Linked DNA regions of Homo sapiens: region 2 is linked to region 1. Evidence: read pairs that join two places in POLR2A ChIA-PET (ENCODE). Cell type or tissue: HepG2. All regions are shown on one strand. Links, peaks and the distances in the headings refer to the core of each region. The heading gives the core; the rest is flanking DNA. Region 1 overlaps PIGU (phosphatidylinositol glycan anchor biosynthesis class U). Region 2 overlaps TP53INP2 (tumor protein p53 inducible nuclear protein 2).

Region 1 (12,040 bases), core at 2,620-7,619:
ATATTAATAAAATTATTTAATAAAATTAAGGAATAATTTACTTTTTATCCTAAAAAAGAAAATATTTGAGAAAATTCACAAGAAAAGGAATATAAATCACTGAAAATTATGGAAAAATATTCAACTCATGGATAATTAATAAAGAAAAGGCAAATTGAAATTTAAAAACTTTTGAAAGCTTTTTTTGTTTTTTGCCTCTGAAATTGGTAAAGATTTTAGAAGCTAATTCTCAGTTCTGGCAAATGTTCTATCAAATAGATATTCTCCCACATGGAAGTTGGCTGATAAATTTGTACAACCATGGGCAGTCTTAAAATGTTTGGAGTTTTTTTGGCCAGGCGCGGTGGCTCACGCCTGTAATTCCCAGCACTTTGGGATGCCGAGGCAGGTGGATCACCCGAGGTCAGGAGTTCATGACTAGCCTGGCCAACATGGTGAGACCCTGTCTCTACTAAAAATACAAAAATTAGCAGGGCGTGGTGGTGGGCACCTGTAATCCCAACTACTCGGGAGGCTGAGGCAGGAGAATCGCTTGAACCCGGGAGGTGGAGGTTGCAGTGAGCCGAGATCACGCCATTGCACTCCAGCCTGGGCAACAAAAGCGGAGCTCCGTCTCAAAAAAAAAAAAAAAAGTTTGGAGTTTTAAAAAATTTTATTCATTTATTTTTCTAACACTATCCACCTGGGGATAAAATGTTTGTAGTTTTGATTTTTATTCTACTTTTGAGAACCTATCCTAAAGTAATGCAGAAATAAAGACAGAAAGCTTTATGGTACAAAGTTATTAATCGCAGAATTATTTATAATCACTGGAAAAATTAGAAAATACTTTAGAGAGGAGTGGTTAAGTAAAATATGGTTTACCCATGTAGTAGAATATTATGCACATGATATTTAAATATAATTTTAAACTACATGAAAATAAATGTTTTTTTAAACAATGTAAAATTGTGTATGTGTGTATATATATATATATATTATATATATGTATTTTTTTTAATCTAATTTTGTTTTTTGGAGACAGGGTCTTACTCTGTCACCCAGGCCACTCAGGCTGAAGTGCAGTGGCACAGTCATAGCTCACTGTAACTTCACACTCCTAGGCTCAAGTGATCCTCCCACCCCATCCTCCCATGTAGCTGAGACGACAGGCATGCACCACCATGCCTAGTTGGGTTTTTTTCTTTCTTTTTTTCCTTCTTTCTTTCTTTTTTTTTTTTTTTGAGACAGAGTCTTGTTCTGTTGTCCAGGCTGGAGTGCAGTGGTGCAATCTCGGAATTTTAAAGGTTTTTTGTAAAGACCATATCTTGCTCTGTTGTCCAGGCTAGTCTTGAACTCTAAGCCTCAAGCAATCCACCTGCCTCAGCCTTCCAAAGTGCTGGGCTTACAGGTGTGAGCCACTGTGCCCAGCATTTTAATGAATCTCAACTATGTTAAAGCAACAAAAATAGTTAGAAAATAGATCCCAAAAGGATAATACTTGTTCCTGTAGATTAAGTTCATGGGTGAGTTTTATTTCCTTTTCGTATAGATATGTAGTTTTTTTTTTTTTGTTTTTTTTTTTTTTGAGATGGAGTTTTGCTCTTGTTCCCCAGGCTGGAGTGCAATGGCACAATCTCGGCTCACCACAACCTCTGCCTCCCGGGTTCAGGTGATTCTCCTGCCTCAGTTTCCCGAATAGCTGGGATTACAGGCATGCGCCACCACATCCGAATTTTGCATTTTTAGTAGAGACGGGGTTTCTCCATGTTGGTCAGGCTGGTCTTGTACTCCTGACCTCAGGTGATCCACCCGCCTTGGCCTCCCAAAGTGCTGGGATTACATGCGTGAGCCACCACGCCCGGCCTCATATGTTTTTTTTCCAAAGTTTCTTCAGTGAGTACATAATTAAAAACGAAATTAAATTAACTTGATTGATAAGACGATAGGGGCAGTGGAAGTAAACTTAGCAATGCTCCCCAGACTTCCATGGAGCAGATACACCACAGAAGGGAGTGACCTTGTTTGCTTTGTCCCCTTGACTCTTGCTGCTTGCTTTCCCCTGGCTTCCTTTGTGGCAGCCCAGGGTTGCCTGGGACACTCTGAGAGATGCAGGCCAGGACAAGCCTCGGGCCATTGTATTGTGATGTCCTTATTGTAGTGTTGGCTGGGGAACACAGGTCTTTGGGCAGGTTGATATTAGTTTAGTGGAGCAGCTTAAGTTTCGCTTTGAAGGCTGTTGCTTGGGCAAAGTGTACTCTGCCTTTCAGTGAGCTAATTAAAAACTCCTTCCTTGGGAAGTAGTCTTCATTAGGCTTTAAAAAGGAAAACAGACAAACAGATGCTAATAGATGGTCCTGCTTTTTCACCATTGGTGTTTGTCAACAGCGAGATATTCTTGAAGTTTGCCACCTAAGGGTTCTTCCAGCTTTCCTTATGCCACCAAAAAAGGCCATGTGACAGGACTTGCTTGCCAAGGAGAAAGAAGGATCAGTGCTATCAGAAGGTATTCAAGCATGATTAAGAGCCCAGGCTGCTCTCATGTTAGACAGATCTGGTGGCTAATCCCAGCTCCACTGTCTCCTGGCTCTATCACCTTGGGCAAGTCACTTAACAATTCTAAGCCTCAGTTTCCTTATCTGCAGCATGGGGATGAAAGAGTGTCTGCCTTATAGAGTGAATATAAAGAATGAATGGTATGGAGGCGTGTAATAACTGCTCAGATGGTATTGGTTGCTATTTTTAATAGTATCCTCCCTTTTAAAAGATCCCTCAGATCACTCGAGCCCAGGAGTTTGAGTGTAGTGAACTATGACCGCGTCACTGAGCTCCAATCTAGGCAACAGAGTGAGACCATGTAAAAAAAATTAAAAAATAAAAGAGACCTCATGATTGTTAGCATCCTTATAGGCCTTATAGGGAGACCTGGGAGGTTTCAATGAGGTTCTCTTCCTGGAGCCTAGCCTTAGAGGAACAATGGAAGAGTGATGATCCTGAGGCCTGGTGATCCCATCACTTCGAGTTGAGGTTCCTGTAGGCCAAAGCCCTGCCAATGGAAGGAGTCATAGAGGACTCAAGGACTCAGTTTTTGTCAGGTCAACCCAACTTCAAAGCCTGCTTATTCTAATTACCAGCTCTGTAGCCTTGAGCAAATCATGCAGCCTCAAGAGCCTCAGTTTGATCCCAGAATATCTACCTCCTAGAGATAGTGGAGGAATAAATAAGAAATATAAAATGCTTAGCGTGCTTCCTTAGCAGAATCCACTCAATAACTAGTTGCTCTGCCTATTGTTATTTTTATGGTGCTTGATTGAGATCAAGAGGGTGGCCCAGTGATGCAGTCAGAACATGGGGTCTGAAGTAAAACCATTTGGTTTAAATCCTATTGCTCTCATTCACTAGTTTCGTGACCCCAGACAAATAACTTCTCTGTCTTTCAGTTTCATTATCTGTAAAATGGGGACAGTAATTGTACCCACTTCATGGAATTATTGAGAAGACTAAATGGCTTAAGGCAAGTAAAGTGCTTACAGTCATGGCTGGAACAGAGTAAGTGCTCAATAAATTATCATCGTTATCACTGATATGTACGGATTGCTCTGAGAGAGGCTGCCCCGTTAAAAGAACACACTTGGCAAGGAATGTAATACATTGGCCCTGCCCCCAGGATCTCCTCCTCCTCCTGGGCAGTCTCACTTGTTGCCCCACACCCTGGTGCAACTTCCTTTTCTGATAGTCCTGTGGGACCTGAGCCCTTTTGACTACATTCCAGTGCGTTTCTGCCTGTCTTGGTATAGATCATCACCTGTGACCCAATCTCTTTATTCTCTGATTACTCCACTTGAAGTCCCTGTCCTGAACCAGTCCCCATGGCCCCACCTCATTACATTCCTGCTCACTCCTGTAGCTGTGCCACCCACCCAGGCCCAGATCGCTGTGAGGTGCAGTCCCTGGAGGCAAAGTATTACCCCCGGTCTTGCTGAGGCTTTTGGCCCCCACCCTGACACAAATAGAGAGTTAGAAAACATAACATATTCAAAGCTAGATTGAGTAGATAATGAAATTTCCTGATACTACAGCCAATGTACATACACATTTGACTGATTTACTCTAATATCCCTAGGATAAGGCTAAATATCAAGGCTTATATAGAAAGCCTAGTGCCTGTGCATCTGGGCTGCCCTAGCAAATGGTAGGTTATATCATTTTGGGGTAAAACTCTTAGTCCTCTTGGCACAGTTCCTTCTGGTTAGGCCAGCGTGATGCCCTAGCTCTTGCCCACATGAGGCTGCCATTTCAGACATGATTTCAGGTATCCTGTCTGGGCCTGTAGGTAGATGTTTTTGGATGACTGTGCAAGCTTAGCCCTCCGTGATCTGACTCCTACCTGCTTGCTGAGACTTTTTGGATTGTAACTTTTTTTTTGTTTTTGTTTTTTTTGAGACGGACTCTTGCTGTGTCTCCCAGGCTGGAGTGCAGTGGCGTGATCTCGGCTCACTGCAACCTCCACCTCTCAGGTTCAAGAGATTCTCCTGCCTCAGCCTCCCGAATAGCTGGGACTACATGCGCCCGCCACCACATCCGGCTAATTTTTGTATTTTTAGTAGAGATGGGGCTTCACCATATTGGCCAGGCTGGTCTCGAACTCCTGACCTTGTGATCCACCCTCCTCGGCCTCCCAAAGTGCTGAGATTACAGGGGTGAGCCACCACGCCCAGCCGGATTGTAACTTTTTATTGAAGTATGACATATATACGGAAAAATGTATAACTCATTAGTGTACAGATACGTGAATTTTCACGAAACGTTGAGTAACCAGCACCCAGATTAAGGAAGAGTGGTACCAGCATCCACGGGAGCCCCTTTTGTGTTCTCTTTCCTGTCACTCCTCCCAGCTCTTGCCCTGTTTTGGCTATATTGAGCTAATTACAGTACACACAGCCCCACCCCAGCACACCATTCTCTCTTGCCCTCCAACCTGTGCACAGCCTTGGACTGCCCAGCCTCACCTACTCATTGTTCAAAACTCAGGTGTCAGCTTCCCCTGATGGGCTAGGTCTGCTTCCTTTGTACTTTCCTCCTGTATTTTGTAATTGTTTACTGGGAGCTCCCTGAGGACAGAGACTATCTGAGTCACCAGGTTTCCTGGCACCCATCACACTCTTCGTATAGAGCAAACTCCAGAAATGTTTGCTTATTGCACAGTTTGTTTAAAATATTTGAAGTCACTTCTCACTTTCCTTGATCTTCTCTGACTCTGCCCCAAGCACATATCATTCCTCCTCTGCCTTCCTAACTCCTTTTTACCCCTTCAAGCTTTTTTCAAAACACATAGCCCTTTCTGAGTCTCCTGCCTGCCTCCATACTCACCCTCACTTTTGCTCCGGCTGTGCGTCCGCCCTGTCCACACCTGTCCCAGCATCCCACACTCAGACTTCCCACACACCAACCTACTGACTGTTGCAGCACTGTGTTTCTGCCCCCAGACTGCAGGCCTCAGCCATGCAATAGTTTACTCCACAGAGAGCATTCTCTGTGCCAGCCCTCTGCCACAACAAACCCTCAACCACTATTCTTCAGGCTCTGCTTTATTTGAGTTAGATTTATTTTGTGCTTTGCCTGTGTTCATGACTCTGTGTATTACACTTCATAAGTTTTTCTTCCTCAAGAACATTGGTTTCCTTTAATATTCTCATATTTTTAAAAAGGATTTCATATGTATTGCTGAATGATATTCATTCATTCATTTCTTCATTTGTTCATTTATCACATGTGCCAGGAACTGTACTAGGTGCTGGAGAGCCAAAGTTAAGATAAATGTGTTGCCCTTGAGAAACTCACAGAGAAATGGGGAGAGAGAGAAACATATGCAGATTATTATAAGATAGCATCAGTATTAGGCTTATTAACACAGGGATTAAGAGTGGGTACCGGAGTCAGCTATGTGGTTTTGGTCACATTACTGAAGCTTTCTGTTTCTGTCTTGATTTCTTGACCTGTAAAATGGGTAGAATGTGTGGTTTTTATCTCAGTAAAGCTGTTCTAAGAAGCAGAAATAGAGCTTTCACAGGGCTGTTGTGATGTTTCCTGAGGACCTTTTTGAGTCAGGAACTGTTTTTTTTGTTTTTTTTTTTTTGTTTTTTTTTTGTTTTTTTTTAGGTGGAGTCTTGCTGTGTCGCGTGCAGTGGCGCGATCTCGGCTCACTGCAAGCTCTGCCTCCCGGGTTCACGCCATTCTCCTGCCTCAGCCTCCCGAGTAGCTGGGACTATAGGCTCCCACCACCATGCCCGGCTAATTTTTTGTATTTTTAGTAGAAACAGGGTTTCACCGTGTTAGTCAGGATGGTCTCGATCTCCCGACCTCGTGATCCGCCCGCCTCAGCCTCCCAAAGTGCTGGGATTACAGGCATGAGCCACCGCGCCTGTCCAAGTCAGGAACTGTTCTTGATGCAGAGGATACAGTACAGTGCCTGGCACCTAGCAAGTGATCCATAAATGTCAACTATAATCAACGGTTGTTACCACCTTTGCTTGGGCTCATAGACAAAGTGACCTTTCACCTGGCTATCAAACGAATGCTTTCTACTAGAAAGCGGGCAGAGAAGGATGGCTTGGGCAGAAGGAATAGCCTAAGAACAGACACAGAAGAATGAAACAGCATGATGTTTTCAGAAATTGGGAATAGTCCAGTGTAGCTGGAGGACAGGGCGTGTGTGGAAGAGTGGTGAGAGGTGAAACTGGAGAAATGAGACCCAGTGGTGAAGGGTCTTGTTTGCTGTTGGAGTTTAGACTTAACCTGATAGATGAAATGGAACCATCAGAAGTCTTTAAAGACTGGCTAGCCACAATCTAAACTGTTTTAGAAGGTTCCTTTGGTGCTTCTGTAGATGGACTTGGATGGGAGGTGGTTGGGAGACCGCTAAGGAGGAGGGGGAAAAGCTGCTGGAGAGAGATGACAAGAGCAAGAACTGAAAGGATAAATGCTCCAGGGGTGGATCCACAGGGCTTGGTGACTGGTGGAAGGAAGAACATGGGAGCTGAAGGGTGAAGGGTTGCCAGGGTATCTGGCTAGATGTTGATGCCAGTTACTGACAAAGAATAGCAGGAGGAACAGATTTTTCCTTCCCAAAGACTACTTCAGTCTATGGAAGGAAGACTGCTTCTTCCTGATCCTAGGAGCAAGTATTCTAAAACTCACAAGTCCATTTGGCTAGGCTGTGAGCCTCTTTTTCTCTCTTGGGCCTCATAAACAGTCAGTTTCAGACAAGCAATTATTAACCTCAGGCAATTAGGGCAAGAGATGGCTGTGTTGATTTCACTCCTTGTGTCTCCTCTGGGAGAGACAGGAGAAAGTCATGTGTTTGTTTTCACCATGCTATAGGAATGGATGGAGTTGGAGCATTAGCCTCCATCCTCTAGTAACAGACACATGGGCCTCTTCTCTCGCCTGCTTTCAATCCGTAGAGAACCAGGTTAAGTTAAAAAGTTATTTTCAGTGTTTTCCCTCTCTTGGCCAGTTTCCCACCAAAAAATCATTCAGATTTTTGACCCAATCAAAGAATCAATCCCTAGCCCACCCTAGCTGTTGGGCTCCAGAACAGCACCTTTCCTACTACTGCCACTGCCCTATCCCAGAGTGACCTGGTTCTGAGTTTAGAGTCTGTGGCTCAGCAGATGTGTGCTTGCCACTGCTGGTGTCACAGCTTAGCTGGGCGTGATCCTGTTCCTACACAGTCATATTTATGAGTACCCTGGATACAGGACATCATGACTGGCACTGTCAATATGGCGAGACAGCCCCCCTTCCCATAGAATTCTGTCCTATTACTTCTAGCTTCTCTCTTTCTCTGCCTCCCTTCTACTTTCTGTCAACTAGGGTTGTTCTAGCTGGTGAGTTTCCTTGGTTTGAAGAATAAAGCACACAAAGTTCTTTTCTCTCCACTCTCTCGTCTGTGACATTGTCACATTTATAACCGTCTGTCCTCCAAGGTAGTTTTTAGATGTTTCAAGTATACAGACCACTTTGGTGGTGAAAGATCTCATCAATAATCTCTTCCTGTTTGTCTCTAGAGCTGGATTAGCAGAGGGGTAAAACTCCTTGGACTGGAGTGACTAGTTCCTCCTTTTATGAAACACCATTGAGAGGATGTGTTATTTTTATTTTTTTATTTGAAACAGGGTCTTACTCTGTCACCCAGGCTGGAGTGCAGTGGTTCAGTCTTAGCTCACTGCAGCCTCAACCTCTAGGGCTTAAGTGATCCTCCCACCTCAGCCTCCTAAGTAGCTGGGACCACAGGTGTGTAACACCACACCCAGCTTATTTTTTTATTTTTATTTTTGTAGAGATGGGGTTTTACTATGTTGCCCAAGCTAGTCTGTAACTCCTGGGTTCAAACAGTCCTCCCACCTTTGCCTTTCAAAGTGCTGGGATTACATTTGTGAACCACCATGCCCCGCCTGTTATTTTCAGTAAATAGTTGACCCCACACTAATGAGAGTGAGCATGGGTATTGTCATTTTAAAAAACATCATTACAAGACACCTGTTGGGCTTTATATCTTGGACCATCAGTTGCATCCTACTGATTTCTGGGCCACTTGGAAACTCCTGTTGTAAACTAGGGCTCTCTATCCTTAGTTTTAGAGTATCCTGTTGTCTTAAGCCATCTGAAAGGGAATAGCTATTTTTTCAAAGAAATTAGCTTTTTTCTAATGACAAAAACAAAGCATGTTCATTTTAGAAAGTTTAAAAAATGCAGTGAAGCAAAAATGAAAAATTGTTCATAATTCCACTACCCAGAGATAACCACTATAAACTTTGTGGCCTTAGGTTTTAGTCTTCTATTTATTTATTTTATTTTTTTTGGTAGTCCGAGACTGGGCAATTTACGAAAGAAAGAGGTTTAATTGAACTTATAGTTCCACATGGCTGGGGAAGGTCTCACAATCATGGTGGAGGGCAAAAGGCATTTCTTACATGGTGGTGGCAAGAGAGAATGAGGAAAAAGCAAAAGCGGAAACCCCTGATAAACCATTAGATCTTGTGAGACTCATTCACTATTACGAGAATAGCATGGGAAAGACCAGCAACTCCCATGATTCAATTACCTTCCCCTGGGTCCCTCCCACATTACATGGGAATTCTGGGAGATACAATTCAAGTTGAGATTTGGGTGAGGACACAGCCAAACCATATCATTCTGCCTCAGCCCCTCCAAATCTCATGTCCTCACATTTCAAAACCAATCATGCCCTTCCAACAGTCCCCCAAAGTCTTAACTCATTTCAGCATTAACCCAAAAGTGCACAGCCCAAAGTCTCATCTGAGACAAGGCAAGTGCCTTCCGCCTGTGAGCCTGTAAAATCAAAAGCAAATTAGTTACTTCCTAGATACAATGGGGGTATAGGCATTGGGTAAATACATCCGTTACAAATAGGAGAAATTGGCCAAACCAAAGGGGCTACAGGCCTCATGCAAGTTGGAAATCCAGCAGGGCAGACAAATCTTAAAGTTCCAAAATGATCTTCTTTGACTCCATGTCTCACATCTGGGTCATGCTGATGTAAGAGGGGGGTTCCCATGGTCTTGGGCAGCTCCACCCTTGTGGCTTTGCAGGGTATAGCCTCCCTCTCAGCTGCTTTCACAGGCTGGTGTTGAGTGTCTGTGGCTTTTCCAGGCCCACGGTGCAAGCTGTCGGTGGATCTACCATTCTGGAATCTGGAGGACAGTGACCCTCTTCTCAGCTCCACTGGGTGGTGCCCCAGTAGGGACTCTGTGTGGGGGCTCCGACCCCACATTTCGCTTCCGCATTGCCCTAGCAGAGGTTCTCCATGAGGGCTCCGCCCCCTACTGCAAACTTTTGCCTGGACACCCAGGCTGGAGTGCTGTGGTACAATCTCAGCTCACTGCAACCTCTGCCTCCCAGTTTCAAGCAATTCTTCTGCCTCAGCCTCCTGAGTAGCTGGGATTACAGGTCACCACCACTACGCCTGGCTAATGTTTGTATTTTTAGTAGAGACGAGGTTTCACCATGTTGGCTAGGCTGGTCTCGAACTCCTGATCTTGATCTGCCTGACTCGGCCTCTCGAAGTGCTGGGATTATAGGCGTGAGTTACTTTGCCTGCTGGCTTTTCGTCTTTTAAAAAATGTTTGTGCATTTTTTTTTTATAAAATAAATGATAATATATGTCTCTTTTATAAACTTCATTTAATAGGATATTATAAACACCTTTCTAAGTCATTGCAAATTCTTAATAGCCTCATGTTTAATGATTCCATAGTAGTCCATTTTATATAGGAAGTGAGGACATTACTAACAAAATTAATATACTTTCATTTGAAAAGAAAAAACGTGACCTAAATTGATGCAGCAGGTAAGGAAGGGCTGTTGTAAAGAGTGATAATGTTGCAACAGTCAAAGGGATGGGTTTCCAGCTCTGGATATCATAAGCAATAATTGTAGGCTTAATAAATTGGTACATTAGATAGGACATGGATGTTAATAGACTTGATCCCTTTATACATCTTCGGGTTGAAATTTTGTAAAATCGTTCTGGGTCTCAAAATTTTATAAGAATTATGCCTGTAGTGTCTCAGGTTGCCAAAGGTAGATGGTTTTGACTTTCTTGGTTTCCTTTCATTGGAAATCAAGCCAAGAAGCTCTTACTGTGTGAATTTGCATAGCACCTTGTGTACCAGGAGGCACTTGGCAGGTGATTATTTGAGCAGTTATGGAAAGTTTTGTGTTGAGAGGGACTTGCTGAGTCTAATCATGATTGATGAGGCTGGATTATTCCATACATTTCTTTCTTTTTACAGGCAGTGCTTTCCTCAGTGCTATTTTTCTTGCCTTAGCGACATACCAGTCTCTGTACCCACTCACCTTGTTTGTCCCAGGACTCCTCTATCTCCTCCAGGTAAGCACTTGCTGGTCAGAAGCCAGCACCCAAGTGACATTTAATACATGGCCTGGTCCCTGCTGGGGGAAAGGAAGGGCACGGGTTAGTAAAGGCAGTGGGAAGCTTGCTCCCAGTTGAAAATATAAACACATAGAAACTTGACTAACTTTAAACAAAGTGGACTTAATTATCATTAAGTCCCAACTACAGTAGACCTCCCCATGTCTGCAGGGGATATGTTCTAAAGCCCCTAATGGAGGCCTGAAACTGCATTTGGTACTGAACCCTACGTATACTATGTTTTTTCTGTCGAATAACTGAGACAACTACTAAGTGACTAACAGGCAGGGATACACTAGACAAAGGGGTGATTCATGTCTCGAGTGGGACAGAGCAGGACGGCGTGAGATTTCATCACACTACTCAGAATGGTGTACAATTTAAAACTTATGAATTGTTTGTTTCTGGAATTTTCCATTTAAGGACCACAGTTGACAACAGGTAACTGAAACCATGAAAAGTGAAACCTCAGATAAGGGGGGCACTACTATATGCATATCCTTGGGAATGTATAAGTGCATTTTATTTTACATATTTGCAAACGCAACTATCTTGCAGTTTTCTTTTCTCAACTAGTGATCCCCTCTGAGCTCATTTCTTTAACTTTTCTTTATAATAACACTCACCTTGTAAGATTCTTATAGGACTTAAATGGAGTATGTGCATCTGAAACAATGCTTGGAACATAGTGGCTGATCAATAAACATTAATTGAAGAATGCAAATTGCTGACATTTACTGAGAATGGATTACATGTCAGGCACCATGCTAAGCACTCTGTAGGCATCGTCTCATTTTAACCTCATAAGAACTTTATGGAGTAGGTCATATTATTAGCCAAATATTAGTCTAGTGTTAGCCATATTAGACAAATGAATTGAAACTAGAATGTTGGGAGGTTAAGTCACTTAAGGTCACAGGACCAGCGAATGACATTGCTAAGATATGAACCATGGCCATCTGATGCCAGAGCGTGCTCTCTAATCATCTTGTTCTACTCAAATGAGAATAGTACATACATGTTTCTTCAAGAGGAAGTAACTGCATGCAGGCCCCACATGGTCCAAATCCATTCTTACAAGATAAATGTTTCTTGAAAGTGTAC
Region 2 (12,040 bases), core at 2,476-7,475, 91 kb before region 1:
AAAAAAAAACATGACCTTTGAGAAGACAAACATACTGAAATTTCCACCAACAGAGGCTTGAATGAAATTACTGTACTGGGCACCTCTTGGAAATTCATCTAGACCGCACTTCTTTTTATTTTTTTATTTTTTTTGAGACGGAGTCTCAATCTTGTTGCCCAAGCTGGAGTGCAATGGCGCAATCTCGGCTCACCACAACCTCCACCTCCCAGGCTCAAGCAATTCTCCTGCCTTAGCCTCCCGAGTAACTGGGATTACAGGCATGCACCACCACACCTGGCTAATTTTCTTTATTTAGTAGAGATGGGGTTTCTCCACGTTGGTCAGGCTGCTCTTGAACTCTTGACCTCAGGTGATCCACCCGCCTCAGACTCCCAAAGTGCTGGGATTACAAGCATGAGCCACCACGCCTGGCCTAGGCCTCACTTCTTAGCAGTCACCTTAGCTAACAGAGTAGTGAAATTTTTCCTTACAATCTACATATTTATTAGAGTCTGGGTTCACAAAATATTATGATACAAAAGACAAAGGAAAATTTGCCTTGAATACAACCTAACATGCAGTATCAGAAAATTCAGCCTAGTTACCAGAAATGGGTAAATCTGATTCATCTTTTGTATTGATATATTAGAAGCATTTTTTTTCTCCTTGATGAGAAGTAATTTTAGAACATTATTTTCATATTAAAACCAGAATATGAAATAAAGGTGACCTTTTGAAGTCAATATGAGATTCTAAAGAAGTGTTTACCTTTGGAGAGCTTCAGGCTATTCACTGTACTCTGCCATAACTTTGTGTAGAATTTTTTTTTTTTTTTTAAATAGAGATGGGGTCTCTGTCACCCAGGCTGGAGTACAGTGGCATGAACATAGCTCACTTCAGCCTTGAACTCCTTCAGCCATGAACTCCTGGGCTCAAGTGATCCTCCCACTTGGTCTCCTGAGTAGCTGGGACTACAGGCATGTGCCACCACACCCAGCTAATTCTTTTCTTTTTGTAGAGATGGGTTCTCACCATCTTGCCCAGGCTGGCCTCAAAACTTCTGGGCTCAAGTGAGCTTCCTGCGTCAGTCTTCCAAAGTGTTGGGATTACAGGGGTGAGCCATCACACCTGGCCAAAACGTTTTTAAGAAACACAGTTTAAGTCTGGCATAAGATTAAGTTAAAACACTGATAGTACAAGAGAAACTAAAGGAATCAAAACATAGTCATTTCCCTGTATGTCACTGTCATTCTGTGTGTAAATCACTCAGTTCCCACCTCCTCCATGAAGCCTTCAGGCTCACTTGGGCTCAGAGCAGGCCGTTGCTTATTCTGAATTGCATTCATGACTGTATGTATCCACAGTCTTTTTTTTTTTTTTTTTTTTTGAGACGGAGTCTCGCTGTCTCCAGGCTACAGTACAGTGGTGGGATATCGGCTTACTGGAACCTTCACCTCCGTAGTTCAAGCAATTCCCCTGCCTCAGCCTCCTGAGTAGCTGGGATTAAGGCACACGCCACCACGCCCGGCTAGTTTTTCGTGTATTTTTAGTAGAGATGGGGTTTCGCCATGTTGGCCAAACTAGTCTCAAACTCCTCACCTCAGGCAATCCGCCCACCTCGGCCTCCCAAAATGCTGGGATTACAGGCGTGAGCCACCACGCCCAGCCTTCCACAATCTTGATATAACTGGCTGGGCCATAGTAGACCCTCACTGACCAAGGCCCATGGTCATGTTGTTTAGACCTTGACTATAGCATGACAAAAATGGTTCCTTACTGTGAAACAATAGCTTGGCTCCAAAAGGGATCCCAAGGCAGGTTTTTTTTTGCATTCTAACAGAATTTACTCATTTGCTTATGGCATTACTCGTTGATTTCTCACCAAAAGCATTGTCAGTCTGTCTATTACACTTCGTTTTATGATGAGAACTGGTGAGGGAAACAGTGGGTGAATTGCCCAGCTACAAAGGCTCTCTCCACCCTGCACTTTCTCTAGTCAGTGTGCTTCATCGCCACCACCTCTGTCACATTCCAATTCTGCCCAATGCAGGACCACACCCTCTTCCCACGTAAGTCATCAAGCAAAGCCTGTGACTCTCTCCATTCAGAGCACCCCTTAGACAGATTCTGAGTTGAGTAGGGCTCCCCTTAGGTCTGCCCTGCTTGTTGTGGACTGTCTAAAGGGCACTGCTGTAAAGAGTTACTTCCACTGAACATGTCCTTTCTTTCCCCCACAGACATAACCAGTGCGGTGCAATCCAAGCGAAGAAAATCCAAGTAAACAAGCAGGACTGCGACTTGATACTTGGAAATGTGTGTGACTTTTACAAAGAGCAATTTTGAGCTGTGACTTTTTTAAATCAATTTCTGTACAGTTAGTAATTTTAATAATGTGGCCCTTTTCCTAGTCCCTGCAACCTGTTTCATAAAGTGCAATGGGGAAAGCAGGACTGTTGAGCCCTTTTGGTGTTGCGAGTTGAAGTTCAAGGTTTCTAAAATGTTGTCTTGTATTGAAAGGAGCTAATGCCATTATAAATGTTACTAGTTTTCACATTTCCTAAGCAGCCTAGAGTACAGGGTGAGCATTTTTAGATCTCCTAATGATGTATTGTGCCGTGGAAGTACTGTGTGTGAATAGCAGTAGTGGGGGCAAAAGCAATCTTCTCATTTGGAAATGTTGTAAATAATTTTATTATATAGTGTTTTGGATGTATTTGTTGTAGAAATGGACCAGTGAATAAAGAGAATCTAAGGATTTGTACAATGTGAAATAACGTGTTAAATAAATGTCATTGTCATAGAACATAAAGTTATGTTATTGGTAAGGGATTTTTGGGTGATCAGCTCTTTCTTTGGACCTTAACTAAGCAGACACAGCCTTGTGGATGGAATTCCTATCTAGTCCTCATTGAACCTGAGATGCCCGCCTGGCAAGTTGAGGAAAATGTACATACTTGCTCCCTCACCTCATTCTTGGCTTTGAAGAAACTAGCCCTGTTCAGCACTGTGCCAGGTATTTTGATATATATTGCTCAGATTTCTTTTGATGCAAATAACAAAACCAACTTAGAGATCAATGGCCACCCAGGATTTTCTAGGGACAGGAAGCTGTCAGCAGCTGAGATGGCACTTTTTCACCATGTCACATATCTGCTCCTCCATTTGCATGGTGGATTGCTCCAAAACAATTGTGCTGACATCTCCTCCTTGCAGGAGGTAAGCCCAAACTGGCCTGTAAGATTGTGCCAGCATCAAGAATCTAGTCCAGGGCCGGGCATGGTGGCTTACACCTGTAATCCCAGCACTTTGGAGGGCCTAGGCGGGTGGATCACCTGAGGTTGGGAGTCCGAGACCAGCCTGACCAACATGGAGAAACCCTGTCTCTACTAAAAATACAAAATTAGCTGGGCATGGTGGCACGTGTAATCCCAGCTACTGGGGAGGCTGAGGCAGGAGAATCGCTAGAACCCAGTAGGCGGAGGTTGCGGTGAGCCGAGATTGCGCTATTGCACTCCAGCCTGGGCAATGAGTGAAACTCCGTCTCAAAAAAAAAAAAATCTAGTCCAGTTTAGGTCAGGTTTCCACCTTTAGTTCTGTGGTTAGACAGAGCAGCTCCCAAATTAAAGGGGTCATTTTGTGCTGTATATTTCAGAGATGTCCACTACATTTCACTCTGGCTGTCCTTCTTCAAAATGTGTGTAGTCTCCAAAGCCAGCTGCTTCTGCCCCACCCTACCTGCAACTTGAGGAGACTCTGATGCTTGGGGCCCTGGCCTTGTCTCAGCCTGGGCTTCAGCCTTCTGCTGCATCTCCCCCAGGATTAGACTTCATCCTTTCCCCTCCAGTGGCTACTTGCCCTTGCTCTAACCCAGTGCCTGAGACCACAAGGATGAGTTTGGTCATTCTGTCATGCTGTTATTCTCATCTCTATTTCAGCTGTCTTCATGTATGTGTCTTGCATTGTAAGGATCCTCTAACAGTAGTCATTTATGAGTCAGACCCCATTGTCTGGCTCTGTTCCCAGTAAGCTTATCTCCCCTCTTCCTCTCCCATATGACACACACACCAGAACCAAGGCCAGCTTTATCATAATATCCTATGCCACTACTGTGCTTAAGATTACAAGATGCTTCTCATACTTAAGCTCAACTCAGGCAGAAAGGATCATGTGCTTTAAATATATTTTTATTTGTTTTTCTTTATATTAATTTTTTTCTCCCATAGAGGAATAGCATTACAGTCTAACAATCAGAATTCTGTTACACACATACACAGGCATGCCACATGACCCAGTTGAGGTGGTTGTCTCCTTGAGTCTGTTGACACGTCACATGGTCAAAGTCTCCTCATTTCAGCCAGTCTCAACACAAAACACCCAACAGGGATGCACTCAACTTGTTGGTTCCATGTGGAACTAGGTGGCAGGGCGAGAGGGAAAGTAGTAGAAGGGGGCTATGGTGTGTCTGCATTCAGTCCCCTCACATAAAGCCACATGGATCTAGGGGGGTATCCAAGAGCTCTGGTGGGGTCCGTGTTGCACCTAAGACATTATAGGTCAGAGCAAGTTGCTCAGAGGGTTCCAGGCAGGGGGCTGGGGAGCAGGCATACTCTAAAACAGCACCAAACTGCATTCATACACGGTGCCCTGCTGGGGCTAGACTGGCAAAGGCTGGAAAGACACCCAGCTTGAAGGAACCACTCAGACTTACTGGGGAATAACTGGAAGTCACTGTTTGATGTAACTGGGACTCACTCTAGAAACGGGTCCCTCTGACAGTTTTGGCAAAGTGCTGGTAGTACTGACATTAATACTCACAAATTGATACAAACTCCTCTAGGGCCTCAGAAAACATCAATCAAAACAGACTCTCTAACCCCCTCCTAAGGTTGCATAGGACTTTGAACTCTGGTTCCCTCATGTATTCAAGTTCTGTGGTTTAAAAAAAAATCCTGAAGCATGCTCAAGGTGAAAGGCACGTACACAGTCAATACAGTATGACAAGGGCTGATGCTTCAGGAGTCAGACTAGCAGGAGACTGAGTAGTGTTGGTTCTTAGAAATCTATACACAATTAAAATATTGCCACACTCAAATGCTACAGAATCTATAGGAAAGGTACAAAAAAATATGAGCCTTGCAACCAAGCAGGTGAGAGATTGGGTTCTAGAATACAGGAGCCTCCAGAAATATAGGTAAACAAAAGGCCTTTTAAAATTTGAGCCAAATGCCCTATAACTTAAACTCTTCCCCCACCAGAAGGATCATGGGCACCACACAGGACTGAGCCTAGGTCCCAGCTGGCAGTGAGGAGTAGGCAAGAAGGGTTGGAGGGAGATTCAGCTCTTGGAGGTGCCGAAGACCCTAGGCTGGCTGTGAAGTGCCCAAGTGGTAGCTGGAAGAATAAAAGCAACTAGGTTCTGAAGGAGAACTTGGGAGAGGAGCAAGGCTGTCAACTACTGGGGCCCTAGTGGACTGGCGTGGGAGCTTTGATCCGTTTTTAGTGTTAATTTGGCTTATTCCCTGGAATAGGAGACCCCATCAGGTCTTCCTCTGTCCTCATCCCAGCATCCATGGGGATACCCCATCCCTTCCCCACATACCCCCCATGAGGCCTGGGGCTATAGGGTCAGGGAGGGCAGCTGCCTTTGCCCTCATGGGAATGCAGAGTTTTCTCCAAGCTTCAGCTTGGCTGTGAGGCCTGGAAACCTAGAGTTGGGGTGAGGGGAGGACCTATGTTCATAGGTACCAAGAAGTCTTAAAAGTTCCTAGGAAGAGTGAGCACACACTAGAAAAGGACGGCTAGAAAGAGGAAATGGGAAGCAACTCAGGGCATCCCAAGAGGCTGTTGCTGGTGTCTGAGCCCAAAATTCAGTCTCACCACAAGAAGGGGAGGCTGGTGGCCCCTGCCCCTTCTGTCTCCCCCAGGGATTCAGGTTCCCTCTTCCAGGTATTTACTGGAGGAGAAGGGGAGGGGGATCATAGGGTACCCATTTCTCCCCAGCAACCTAGAAAGAAAGAGAGGCCTGTGGGAGAAAATGAAAAGAGGCCCCCTGAAGGCCCTGAACCTGGATAGGAACAATTTGCAGATTGAGACAGTGGGAGTCCTGGACTCCTACTCAGGACTGCTGGCTAGCCATACTGAGCAGGGTGTGAAATACAAGGCCAGAGGCAAGGTGAAGACTGAGCTGTCAGCCTTGGGATGGCTTCACCCCATGGTGTGTCCTCCAGCATCACTGCTCTGCACGCTGACCTAGGGTGTGTGCCCTTTCCCTGCCTAGAAGCCCTGTGGCCTGCATGTCTCCTAAGCTAGTTCTAGCACCTTGGGCTTGTGAACAGACGGCCAGGATGGTAGGGCCTTGCCCAGCTTCTACTCGGGTGACGTGTTGGGGGTAGAGTGGCAAGGTACTAACTAAGCCCTTCAGATTTCAGGGCCTGCAGAAGGGTGGATTATAGAAAAGGGAAGTGGGGGCAGACTCCAGGCTTCAGCCTGGGAGCAGGGTTTGGCCTCTCTGAGCAAGCACAGTGCACACTCCCTTGGTGCCCTGCTCCCTGCAGCTTCTCAACGTGTCTGTCCTGTCCGCATCTCCAATAGGCTGCCTCGTTCCCTAGATTCCCTCCATCTTCTCCCTCTAACTCACGTCTCACAGTCCTCTTCTACATACTGTACCTTTCCAGGCCTAAGCAGCTCCACAGAGTACCGCCCCCAAGGCAGAAGGAAGGGGAGACTAAAAGCAAAACCCTGAGCCCTTACTGGAGGGCAATGACAGCAGCCCAGGCTGCACAGGCTCTACCTGGTCAGAGCTGGGCTCAGGGTCCCCACCATTTGGTAGGGAATTACTGGGAATGAAGAATAAGGGAACAGGAGTGAGTGTAATGCCAACCATGGGATAGTGTGAGACATGTAAGGTGGGAGTTGAAGGTGGGGAATGAGCCAGATCAGGGACTGGAAGAAGCTTTCAGAAATAGGGGCAGGCCAGAGGTAGAGGACTGGAGGGCAAGGGTGAAAGGGAGAGACAGGGATGGGGACCAGAGAAGAAAGGATGGAGGGGCCAGGAGTAGGGGGCATGGATGATTAGATGCTGGGTATGGGGACCAGGAGTGAGGGTGAAGGGTGAATGGGTTCAGAGGCAGATTAGAGGATCAGAGATGGGGAAATTGAGGGTGTCGGGGAAGGAACGGCTATCACCCAACCTCACACGCTTTAAGAAGGGAGGTTTCGGTGTCCAGCCCGAGGAGTCGGAGGAGCCCGACAGGGATCGGGATCGGCAAGGGGTTCGTGGCGCGGCCGGTGGACGCTCAGTAGTTGAACTGGCGCTGGCACGGCTGGTAGATGAAGCTGCTCTGGTTCTTGGACCGGCGCGGACGGCTCTCGCGGGCTCGGTTCTGCCGCTGCACCGCCTTGGCGCTCAGCGCGTGGCGCTCTGCCCGCTGCCGGGCCCGCTGCAGCCGCCGCACCTGGCCCGCCTTCTCCAGCAGCGCCGCCCGCGCTGGGAGAGGAGCGGCGTGGCGCGCGGCCCGCGGCTCGCGGCGGGCGGGCGTCAATTCCCTGTGAGGACAGAGCCAGGCTCGGTCAAGCCGGGTAAGCTGGGCGGGGGGTCTAGAGGGCGCTGCCATCTCCCACCCTTGCTTCGGCTCAGTTCTGTGTCTGTTCAGATTGGGGTGCCCGACGCCCTTCTTGTGGGTACCAACCCGGAGGTGCCTCCTCGGTTCTAGCCCTTAACAGGTAAACTGGACCTCGGGGGAGACTGGACCCCCACCCCCTATTCCACCCTTGCCTTTCTGTTTAAGTCCCACTCCCTAGGCGCTCCAGCCACGCTCCTCAAGCCTCCAACCCCGGCCCCAGCCTCTTGGCCACGCCCCTCCCTCTCAAGCCCCGCCCCTCCGTCCTCAGGCCCGCTTCTAGCCTCGCCCGGAGGCCCACCGGCCCCCCACTTTGTCTCAAAGGCAACCCTCCCAAGGCCGCTACCCCCTCGAGCGCGGGGCGGGCTCCTGGCCCCACTACCCCAGCCTCCTAGCCTGGACCCTGGCCTCCAAGATCCGTCTCCCTGGGCCTCCAGGCTCCGCCCCCGGCCCGCTCACCCTTCGCTGAGGTCGCCGTCAGGCAGGGCCGCGTCCGGGAGCGGGGAAGGGGACCCGGGCTCTAGCACTATGGTGCTGCCGGTGACGTAAACGGACATGCTGGGGTGCTCGATGAGGAGGTCCTCCAGGGGACTGCTCTGGAGGCGGGCGGGACCGAGTCCAGGCCCCTCTGCCGTAAAACAGGCGGGAGGGGTAACAAACCAGCTCTCGTCCATCAAGGAGGGCGCGGGCGGAGGGCGGCCCGCGGGGGCAGGGGCGGCCCCGGGGCTGGGTGGAGCCGCGTAGCTGTCTACGGGGCGCGGGATGGGAGCCGTGCAGAGGAGGGGAGCAGCGAGGAGGCACACACACACACACACACACACACCGGACAAGGGGGCGGGGAGAGAAAGGGCATCGTTAGTCAGACCCGCAGCCCGTCCGCAGCGCCCCGGGGCACCCACGGGCCAGGCGTCTCGCCCTGCTGCCCTAGGGGACCTGACGTGCGGGCCTCTCCTGGGCCGCCAGGAGAGAGCCCCGGCTTTCATGGGAAGGGGCCCCGTGACCCCACCTCCAGTAGGCTTGGGGGACTCCCCCGTCCCCCAGCAGCGCCCTTCCCCTCCGCTGCTAGGCCATCTGCCCTTAGAATGACTTCACAGGCCCAGGAGACAGACCCAGGCCTCACCCGGCAGGTCAATGATGAGCCAGCCGTCCACTTCATCCTCCTCCGACACGAAGGCGCGGGGGCAGTCGGGGTCTTCGGGGGGCGAGGGGGTGCTGAAGAAGAGGCTGGAGAGGCGCTGGAACATGGTGGGGGGCGAAGCGCCTCACGGGGGCGCCCTATGGCAGTGCAAAAACCTGGGAATCAGAAGGACGTGAGAGCCACCACTGATTGAGGTTCACCCCACTCCTGGCCTGGGGAAGAGGCCAGAAGATATCACCCCCAGAGCAGGGAGAAGGGTACACACAACGGGGATGTGTGCGGACGCTTTGGGAAGATGTGCTTTCTGCATTCAAATCCAGGGTTTTTTTTTTATCTTCTGTATGATTTTAGAAAGTTATTTAACTTATCTGTGCCTTAGTTTTCTCATCTGTCAAAAGACAATGATAATAGTACCTTCCTCCGGGCTCTTATAAGAATTAAATAAGCTAATAATAGTATCCTCCTCCAGGCTCTAATAAGAATTAAATGAGCTATACCAAAGTTATTGAATGAGAAAAAAAGATGGAGGAGGAAGAATTAAATGAGCTAAACACTTATAAAGTGCTTAGAACTGTCTGGGCATATGGTAAGCACTCAACAAACTAATAAATTAGTTATTATTACAGGGTGCTTTAGGAACATAGAGTGACACATGACACAGCTCTGCCAGGGAAGGTCTCCAGAGAATTGGACATCCAAGCTGCACTCTGAGGAGTAAATAGGAGTTCTCCAGGCAGGGAGGAAATTGCCCATATTGTCTGCTTGTTATCATTATAATATAGCTAGGCCGGGCACAGTGGCTCACGCCTGTAATCCCAGCACTTTGGGAGGCAGAAGTGGGTGAATCACTTGAGGCCAGGAGTTCAAGACCAGCCTGGCCAACGTGGTGAACCCCATCTCTACTAATAATACAAAAATTAGCTGGGCGTGGTGGCAGGTGCCTGTAATCCCAGGCTGAGGCAGGAGAATCACTGGAACCTGCGAGGTGCCACTGCACTCCAGCCTGGGTGACAGAGCGAAACTTGGTCTCAAAATAATAATAATGATATAGCTAACATTTATGTTCCAGGCACTATGCTAAGCAGCTTTACCTATATTACCTCATGTAATCCTCACAACAACTACAGGAAGTGGATAATTACTGTCCTTACTTTACAGTTAAGAAATTGAGGCTCAGAGAAGTTAACTGTCCCAAAGTCTCAGAGCTAGTAGGAGACAAAGGTGGGATTGAATCCACACAATCAGATTCCAGAGGCAGCACCCAGAATCACTATATTCTATTGCCTTTTCTGGGTGTCTGTCTGAATTTGATATTTTCAATTTGGTGGCCAGGGGTCATGGTCCATGTGTATTTTTCTGGGAAAAAGGACCTTGGTTTTCATCATGATTTCCTAAACAGCAATCTTTGACCCCAGAGATTAAGAACCACTCCTGGAGCCTGTGTGGTTTGAAAAGCACTGGCCAGCAGAAATCCCATAGAACTGCTACCATCTTACCATGTGATTTGGCACACCTCGGTTGTGTCTGTCATATGAAGTGTAAAGATGGCATGCCGGCAGGCCCTCCCCCCTCTGACCCCCTTTTCCCAGGCTCCTGTTCAAGGGCAGCATCCAGGGGTAGGAGGAAGATCAGGTTGCTTGGGCTCAGTGAGACAGCAGGTCAGTGGGAGGTGATGATGAAGGGAGGGAGCTGTCAGTTCCCAGGAGCCCTTAAGGATGAGCACTGAGGGTTGGACCCAGACCGAGGTAAGCCCTTAACCAATCCTTCCCTGGGTGAAGATGAAGAGGGAGGCCCCCTACTGCAGAAATGGAAACACCAAGGTGGTAGCTCTAGATCTACCCCCTCCCCATGCCAGCCTACCTCAGGACTAGAGCTTGGCTGGGGGCTGCTGGCCATACTCCCCCAGTACCTGAAGCCTGACTGACTCTCCACACCTGTTCCCTAAAGATGCTCAACGGTTTTGCTGCTGAGACACTTGTCACCATTCTCTAAGGGTGTTTCCACACTTCCTGTAGAACTTCCTGGGGGCATGTCCAGACTTCCCTGAAGGCATTTCTCCTCTTTCTGCTAATCCACCTGCAGTATTGCCATGCTTATTGCTACCTCCCCCATTCCCTAGAAATGTTTTCACACTTGCTGCAGAATCACCTCACTTCCATACCCTGAGAATATTTCCACATCTGCAGACTCACAGTAGGCTTAAGATGCTGGCTTCTCTGGTGGGATGGGGGTGGGAGATCTACAGGGATTAAGAAGGTGGGGCCACCCCCAACTAGTGTCCACCCAGCACAATTCATGTATCCCAACCCATATGTAGCCACAGGGAGCTAGTGACTCCATTACCAAAAGCCCAGAAAGTTTGGCCCCTCTTGAAGGAAGGGAATATCGAGGCCTTGATGAGGCACATCCTCCTTCCAAGAACCTACTAATTCATGGAATATGAAAGAGAAGTTAAGAGCTGTTTCAGGGACCATCATATTCACCCAGCCCATTTTAAAATCTGATGATCAGAAAGAAGACATAAATCTATCCAAAAATACATGGCTAGATAGTGGCAGGGCAGACCTAGTCCCACGTTACTGTGCATCCAGTCCAGAGTGTACACAGTCAGGAAAGACTCAGCAAACAATCCCCAAGAATACAATGATGCAGGGGTACAGGGAGGTGAAAAAGACCTTGACCTAGCCACACCACCCCTCGCCTAGCTACAAAAGGGTCTGGGGTTACTGGCACCAAGATTTAGCATGCATTTACTGAAGACCCACTGTGTACCAGAGCCTGCACTGTGCCTCCCCAAATTTCAGATAGGTTTAGGGGAGGGAGGCTCAGGGGAAAAGCTCCCTGCCTGAGGTCACACAGCAAGTCAGTGACAGCCAGGAGTGAAAGCAGTCACCAGCCAGCCAGTGCCTGCCCCCTCTCCTGACCACTTGGGGAGCCTCCCAGATTTCCTTTCCCAGCCCTGCCAGCTTCCTGGTTCTCACATTCCCAGTTCTGCTCCAGGGAGAACCATTCCCTTTAATAACTACAGCAGCTCTGCCCAGAATAGCATTTGTGCCCTAAGCCACCCCTACCCCCAGCCCATCCTTGAGCAAACTCCCAGCAGGAATGGAGTTCCTGGTTCAGCCTCTAGGCCCATCCACTTGTTAAGTCAGAAACTCTCCTTATCCTATCCCTTCTCCTATACTCTCTGTGGGCAGAGGTGACGAGGGAGCAGCAAAACACCTGCAATTGTCTGCACTAGGCCAGGTCAGGCCCTTCCTAGCTGACGACCTAGGAAGTTGGGAAGGTAAAGGGCCAATAG

What was found. Peaks named below come from ENCODE experiments on the same cell type or tissue, not always from the same donor. Only the 100,000 strongest peaks of a DNase experiment are listed, where the experiment ranks them.
Region 2: POLR2A ChIA-PET joins it to region 1 with 11 read pairs; 8 of 35 experiments call an interaction of 5 or more read pairs at or near these places.

What each region holds. Positions count from the first base shown.
Region 1 is chr20:34,614,896-34,626,935 of GRCh38, reverse strand. It overlaps PIGU (phosphatidylinositol glycan anchor biosynthesis class U), which reads left to right. Exons shown (of 12, transcript NM_080476.5): 7 at 10,797-10,894. Among named protein-coding and RNA genes, the nearest start is that of PIGU, 56 kb to the left of the region's middle. In HepG2, for the core only: no CTCF peak of the experiment used is centred there; DNase peaks (open chromatin) are centred at 3,743 and 5,095.
Region 2 is chr20:34,705,545-34,717,584 of GRCh38, reverse strand. It overlaps TP53INP2 (tumor protein p53 inducible nuclear protein 2), which reads right to left. Exons shown (of 5, transcript NM_021202.3): 3 at 8,722-8,894; 4 at 8,061-8,349; 5 at 4,149-7,527. The coding sequence starts at 8,845. The coding sequence ends at 7,278. NCOA6 (nuclear receptor coactivator 6) reads left to right here. Exons shown (of 15, transcript NM_014071.5): 15 at 2,220-2,811. The coding sequence ends at 2,263. Among named protein-coding and RNA genes, the nearest start is that of TP53INP2, 7.2 kb to the right of the region's middle. RefSeq lists silencers at 7,387-7,556, 7,807-8,066, 8,107-8,666, 8,766-9,060. In HepG2, for the core only: no CTCF peak of the experiment used is centred there; DNase peaks (open chromatin) are centred at 4,004 and 4,914.